2 separate regions of the Mus musculus genome follow, and region 2 is linked to region 1. A link is a contact called in ENCODE Hi-C or POLR2A ChIA-PET data. All regions are on one chromosome and are shown on one strand. The core of a region is the stretch at or near the end of the contact, and the rest is flanking DNA. Distances in the headings are between cores, read along the strand shown.

Region 1 (3,074 bases), core at 425-2,924:
ATGGCAACAACACATCATCAGTAGGGTAAAACTAACCTGTCTCACGACGGTCTAAACCCAGCTCACGTTCCCTATTAGTGGGTGAACAATCCAACGCTTGGTGAATTCTGCTTCACAATGATAGGAAGAGCCGGTTAGACAAGCGCAGAAGGGAAAGAGAAGATAGACAGAGCTGGTTTGAAAATTGGTTTAATAAGTCTCCTTGGTTTACCACCCTTGTTTCTACCCTTGCCGGTCCCCTAATCATCCTTTTGCTTTTGCTCACTTTTGGACCTTGCATTCTTAATAAGTTAGTGGCTTTTGTAAAAGACAGGGTTAGTGTTGTACAGGTAATGGTGCTCCGACAACAGTACCTGACTTTGCCGAAAGAAGAAGAGGGGTCGCTCTAAGATTAGAGCTACTCACAAGAAGAAGTGGGGAAATGAAGAGTAAAAAAATAAAATAATGACTGCCCTGAGAACATGGGCCCCCGCCCCCGGCCAGATGGCCTAATTCCCTGGAACTCTTGGGAAAAACAACCACAAAATGTTTCAATGTCCCAGGTGCCTTGAAGTAAATATCCGCCCCTAGACTTCCCCTGTTTCCTCTCCCATCCTCCCCCTAGGTTCTGGTTTTTACCTTTATAAACCTGCTGGAAAATAGGGTTGGGGTCAGACTCCTCTACCCCTGCGTGGTGTATGGGTCTCGACCTCAGCATGCTGGTTTGTGTGCCATTAAAAACCTCGTGTGTTTGCAGCAAGCGTGACTGTGGCTTTCTGGGCTCGCGATCCCTGAGACTTGAGTGAGGGTCTCCCTTCGGGGGTTCTACAGATTCATGTCCGGTGCTCCTCAGTATTCCTTTTAAACTGACTTGTTAAACCGTGTCCTGTGGTTGTGATTTTCCTGTGACCTCTACTTGCTGTCTTAAAGTGTTCCTTTGAAGCCACCGCTCTACTCCCCAGAAAGAAAAAAAAATTCTATCATGTAACGGTTAAGTCATTTCCCTAAATATTTTGTTTTAGCGTGCCTTCTCATAGCAACGCAAATATTTTCGCTGGAAATTGCCGTTTTTGAGATAGGGGTCTTTCTACGTAGTAATGCTGGTCTAGAATTCGCCATTCTCCTGCCTCAGACTTCCTAGAGCTGAAAATACAGGCGTGCGTTACCGTCATGCTAGGCTCAAAAAGCGATTTAATGTTATATGATACTAATAAATTACCGGGTAAGATGGGTGAGAACTGAAGAGAATACCCAGAAAGTTCCTGCAAACGGGTTGCATGTGAATTCTTTGAACGTGAGACACTGACGTATTTTGTAATACTCCCTCAGCCTCCAACCATGCCATCATTCATCCAATAAGCATGCTCGGCTGTGAGGTACCTACCATGTGAGAGGGAAGCTATATTGATGTGAGGGGGAATCCGTCCATTCTGGAAGAGCTTAGTAAGGACAAGTTTGTTTCCATAACTTCTATATGTCTGCGCTTTTACTGACTGCCAACCTGGTCCGCAGAGACCCACGCCCTGGCCGCCGCCTTTTCCCTGGCCGCCGCTAGCCTAGGGCGTCCACGCTCGGAGACTCCGCTTCCCGGCAGCCCCTGCGGCAGGCGGCGGAGAAGCGCACGCAGGCGCGCCGGCCGGCCCCCGCACGCAGGCGCAGTGCGCACGCCGGCTGAGCTGGGTCTCGCGGCTCTGTGAGCGGCAGCGGAGAGCGAGGCCTGGTGAGCGCCGCCGTGGTGCGCGCCGGCTGGTCAAGGTTGTGCGCAGAAGAGGCGCAGCGGGCGGGCCAAGAGCGAGCGTCTCCCTCTTCGTAGTGGCACCGGGACCGGTCGCCTGGAGCCGGTGAGTGGGGGCACCTCGCGGCCCCTCCCCCTCGGCGGGCGGCTCTGGGTCCCCCTCCGCGGACCCGAGGGAGGCCCCGGGGCGAAGGCGGACGCGGGCGGAAGCCGGAGCTGGCTCGGGCGCGCCGGGGACCGGACCCTCGCGTCGCTCCGGTGCGTCACGGGCCCGGCGGTCCTAACGGCCGCGCGGCGGCGGAGCGGGGTGGGGGTGGGGAACGCTGGTGCTCGCCGTGAGGAACGCCGGTCGGGGCGGGGCGGCGCGGCGCGGCGCGGCGGTGGAAGCGGCGTCGGGGACTGCGGGGCGCCGGGCGGCGGCGCGGAGTCTGCGCGCCGCGCTAGCTTGAGGGCGGGGGCGGGCGGCGCGGAGTGCGGTGGCTGAGGCCGAGGCGTGCGGGGCCGATCGGGGAGTTGGCAGGTTACCACCGGGGCCGGTGTTTGGAGGGAGGTGGGGGTGGAGACGGGAGGCTTGCAGTTTACAGATGTCATAACTACGCGGGCCTGGAGCTGCTGACGGGGGTGTGGTAATTATAGCAATGACAAGTTGGTCGGCTGTGTGAGCCGGCGATGCGAGGGAAACCGCCAAGCCTTAGCTGAGGCTCGCATTGGGAGCAGAAAACTGGAGGGTGACTGGGATCAGGGACATCGGCAAGAAAGAATGTGTGGGTTGAATGCAGCTGCTTCCAAACCACTTTTCAATGAAAAGTTTCACATGAATTGATTTTAAGGCTTAAACTTCGGCTTGGTAAATTACTATAGGAATCAGCCACCGAGAAATGCTTTTGAGATATTAAACACTATTGTCTGGCCTTTTCCCTCTTAAAAGAGTTCCGTCAAACACCTCCTTCCTCCTCCTCCTCCTCCTCCTCTTTTTTTTGTGTTTTTGTTTTTGTTTTTTTTCGAGACAGGGTTTCTCTGTGTAGCCCTGGCTGTCCTGGAACTCACTCTGTAGACCAGGCTGTCCTGGAACTCACTCTGTAGACCAGGCTGTCTTGGAACTCAGAAATTCACCTGCCTCTGCCTCCCAAGTGCTGGGATTAAAGGCGTGCGCCACCACTGCCCAGCCTGTTTTTTTTTGAGGTTGGGTTTTGTTTGGTAGGCTGGCTTTGAGCTTCTTATCCTGCCCTGGCCTTCGGGGTGGCAGGATTTCAGAGTCACACAGAAACTACACAGTCAGTTCAAAATTTCCATCAGTCTAGATATCAAAGTAGGTACTAACTAGTCCCAACCTTCTTGCCTGTAGGTTGCCTTTTCTTTG
Region 2 (3,074 bases), core at 258-2,757, 44 kb before region 1:
GCAATAAGTAATGCATTGGTTCACCAAGTTGGCCCTTGGTGGTATCTGTTGTAGGCTCCTGGTCAAATGCATACAGAGGACCTGAACAGTTATTTCTGGCATTCTGGAATAGCAGGCTGGTGATAGGAGAAGCTAATCAGAACTCTAAAGAAGGGAGCTTAAGTTTTAGCATAGGAATATAATTTGGTTATTAGAAATCACATTTCTAGTCTGGGCATGCTGGTACACACTCACAATCTAGCACTTAAATGGTAGTGGTAGGGGTAGGGGTATTATGAGTTCAAGGCCAACCAATGGCACATGGCAAGATCCTGTCTCAAAGGGGTGGTGGTGGGGAAACCTATGTTTTGTAATGGTTTTGAATCTCTCATTTCAATGACATTGAATAATGGTTATTGTATAGTTAAATGGTGAAACCCCCGGCCCCCCAAAAGAAACAAGATCAAAAAGTTTAGAATGTATATTCATTTGCTGACTCTCAGAAAAGAATGCATGAAAATGCCCCCATTGAGGACATTAGTGTGGCACCACCTGCCTTTAATCCCAGTAGAGGAAGGAGGATCTCTGCGAGTTTGAGGTCAGCCTATGGAGCTAGTTCCAGGACAGACAAGGATACAAGGAATAACCCTGTCTCTAAAATCAACCAAACACACACACACACACACACACACACACACACACACACACACACACACCAAAAACCAAAACCAAAACCAAACCAAACCCCACCAAACTATCTTCAGATAATTTTTCTTTGACTTTCCTCTTTAAAGTCATATATTACTTTTGTAGTCCTTAAAAATAAGTCAACGGAATCTTTATTTACAACATTAAAATGGCTTGGAGTCGAGATCGGTGGTGGAGCACTTGCCTAGCGTGCACAAGGTTCTGGATTTCCTCCTCAATCCCAACCCCCACACTTTGTTTCTTCTCTCAACTGGGTCTGCTGGGAAATTCTCAGATGGAGTCGAACCGCGACCTCATCAGCGGCTGGACTCATACGAGGCTCTCTCCGCCACTGTGGGATGGAGGGAGTCTGTGGACCGCACTCTCCCACAGACAGAGAGCCACACTCGCGTGGGCTCTCGTCGGAAGCATGCAGGGATCGGTTTGGAAACCTGCTGGTTCTACCCTTGCACCCGAGCCTTGCCCTGTTTCCCCTGCCCCGGCTCACCTGCTTTTTTTAGGAACTTCACCTCGTAGGTGTCCGGGGCGCTGGGGCCCACGGGCTGGACAGAGCACTCCCCACCTCCCGAGGCCCGGCTCTGGAAGTATATCTCGAGCTTCCTGTGCGCCTTGGGGATGGACTCCCGCAGCCGTACGAGTAGCGGGGACGGCGGGTCGGGACTGGAAGCCATGGCTATCCGCGTCTGGCTCGTTTGGGGCTCAGGGGCGCTGCACAGACAGGGAAGAGCAAAGGCGAGCCCTGCCCTAAAGACCCGAGAGGCAAAGTTTCAGTTTCGATTCCCCAGAAGGTCCCTCCTTGTTCTCCGCAGAGCCGCCGCCTGTCTTGCTCTGCCATCTCTCAGAGCCATCACCCGGTGAGTAGTTCGCACGCTCGGCGGTGGGCGCTCAGAGGAAGTTTCCCTACGGTGGCAGGTCGCCCTTCTATTCTTGCAGGATCGGAAGTTTGGCGGGAACCCGGATCCCAGGTTCAGGCCTCTCAAGGGTGGAGCGGAATAGAGGGGTAAAGAGTTTCACCTGTTTGTACTTTTTGAAATGATTGTTGTAACTAGTATTTACTGAGATGCGGTTCTGATTTCAAGTGGAGAGAGTTTACCTGCTTGGTGACCTGTACTTTTCCTGTTAGCTGGGCACCTTAGGGATTTTCTGCTCGAGGGCCTTAAGTTAGCGAATAGCACAGATCGGCTTGCTTCCCTGAGTCCCTAGAGAGGGAGGTAACGAGGAACTGAGCACAGAAGCAGTCAGTACCTGTGAACAAAGCAAAAGCCAAAGAGCAGGTTTCAAGAGGTATCTTAAGGGGTTGGGGGAGGGGAGGAAAGTATTCTAGGCTGGGACAGCAGTAGCCTAAAGTCCAGAGGGCTGGGTTCCAGGCCAGGGAGAGGAAGAGGAAGGGTCTGTAAGATCTATAGCGTCAACAGAAATAAAGTGGGGATTATGTGTGTTAATTCTAAAGGTTAACACCATAGTTTAGCTCATAGGTGATGGTTAATCTTGGTTGTCATTTTGACTGCGTCTGGAATCAGCTAAAACCCCAGCTAGCTGGGTAGTGCTTGTGAGCGATTTTCTTGATTGGGTCTTTTGAGACTGGAAGACCCGCCCTAAATCTGGGTCACGCGTCCTGGTAGCAGCCTATATAAAAGGACAAGGAAAAAGGAAGTTTTGCTTTTGGCCTGCTTGCCTCAAGACAGACAAGTGCACCCCAAAGCAACCTCTCAGCTGCAGCCTCCAAGGAACCTTAGAGGTCTTTCTTGTGTGAAAGCAATACTGCCCTCTGCAGGCTCCCCGGATCCTGTCCGGCCAGTTTGGGGTTAGTATTCGAGTGACTCCTGGATGGGCATGGCCAGCTGTGCTCTCGTGTTGTACAGTGTTTTTCTACTGCAAAGACATTACAGATCATCCCAGAGACTATTGTAAGTGTTAGTCATGAGTCTAACATTTCATAATTTTAGTTTTTAGGCTACTAGGTTAAAATCATGAGAAAGTGCGATTTCCCAGAGCTTCAGATTTTTATCCAGACATCCTTAGGTCAGAGTTGTTTATCACAGATTCAGAACACAGCCCGTGCAGGTTCAAGCAGTTTCCTCAGTCTTCACACGCCCGGTGGGACGCACCACTGTTGAGAAGGCTGCTCCTTAGGTGGTTTGCCTGGTCTCAGCACTTTGTTACCATTTTCTAAGTGTACCAACACCTTCAAGACCTCACTTCTGTAAAGCGTTTCCTATTCCAGCCCCTCCAGCCCCCCCCCCCCCCACTCCAACTAAAATTCCCTGAAGGTAAACAGTATTAATGCTATAATCACATGGTCATCCTCACCATTGACATGAAAAACTCTAAACAGCAGAATTTTCTTTCAGGTCTCCTATGGTTTATTTCTTCTTCTTCTTCTTCTT

The links. Hi-C counts contacts between places; a loop is a spot of excess contacts on that map. ChIA-PET counts read pairs that join two places held with the same protein, here RNA polymerase II (POLR2A).
Region 2: a loop to region 1 is called in a map of heart, with 2.6 times the contacts of the local background. The contact joins the promoter of Dtx3l here to the promoter of Kpna1 in region 1. A Hi-C loop is called at or near these places in 4 of 37 maps with a recorded cell type or tissue (T-helper 1 cell, heart and regulatory T cell). POLR2A ChIA-PET finds 5 or more read pairs at or near these places in 3 of 5 experiments (Patski and embryonic stem cell).

The regions. Positions count from the first base shown.
Region 1 is chr16:35,981,689-35,984,762 of GRCm38, forward strand. Kpna1 (karyopherin (importin) alpha 1) reads left to right here and starts at 1,675. Exons shown (of 14, transcript NM_008465.5): 1 at 1,675-1,820. Gm15564 (a long non-coding RNA gene) reads right to left here and starts at 1,641. Exons shown (of 2, transcript XR_001781900.2): 1 at 1,364-1,641.
Region 2 is chr16:35,937,520-35,940,593 of GRCm38, forward strand. Dtx3l (deltex 3-like, E3 ubiquitin ligase) reads right to left here and starts at 1,508. Exons shown (of 5, transcript NM_001013371.2): 1 at 1,175-1,508. The coding sequence starts at 1,358. Parp9 (poly (ADP-ribose) polymerase family, member 9) reads left to right here and starts at 951. Exons shown (of 11, transcript NM_030253.3): 1 at 951-1,541.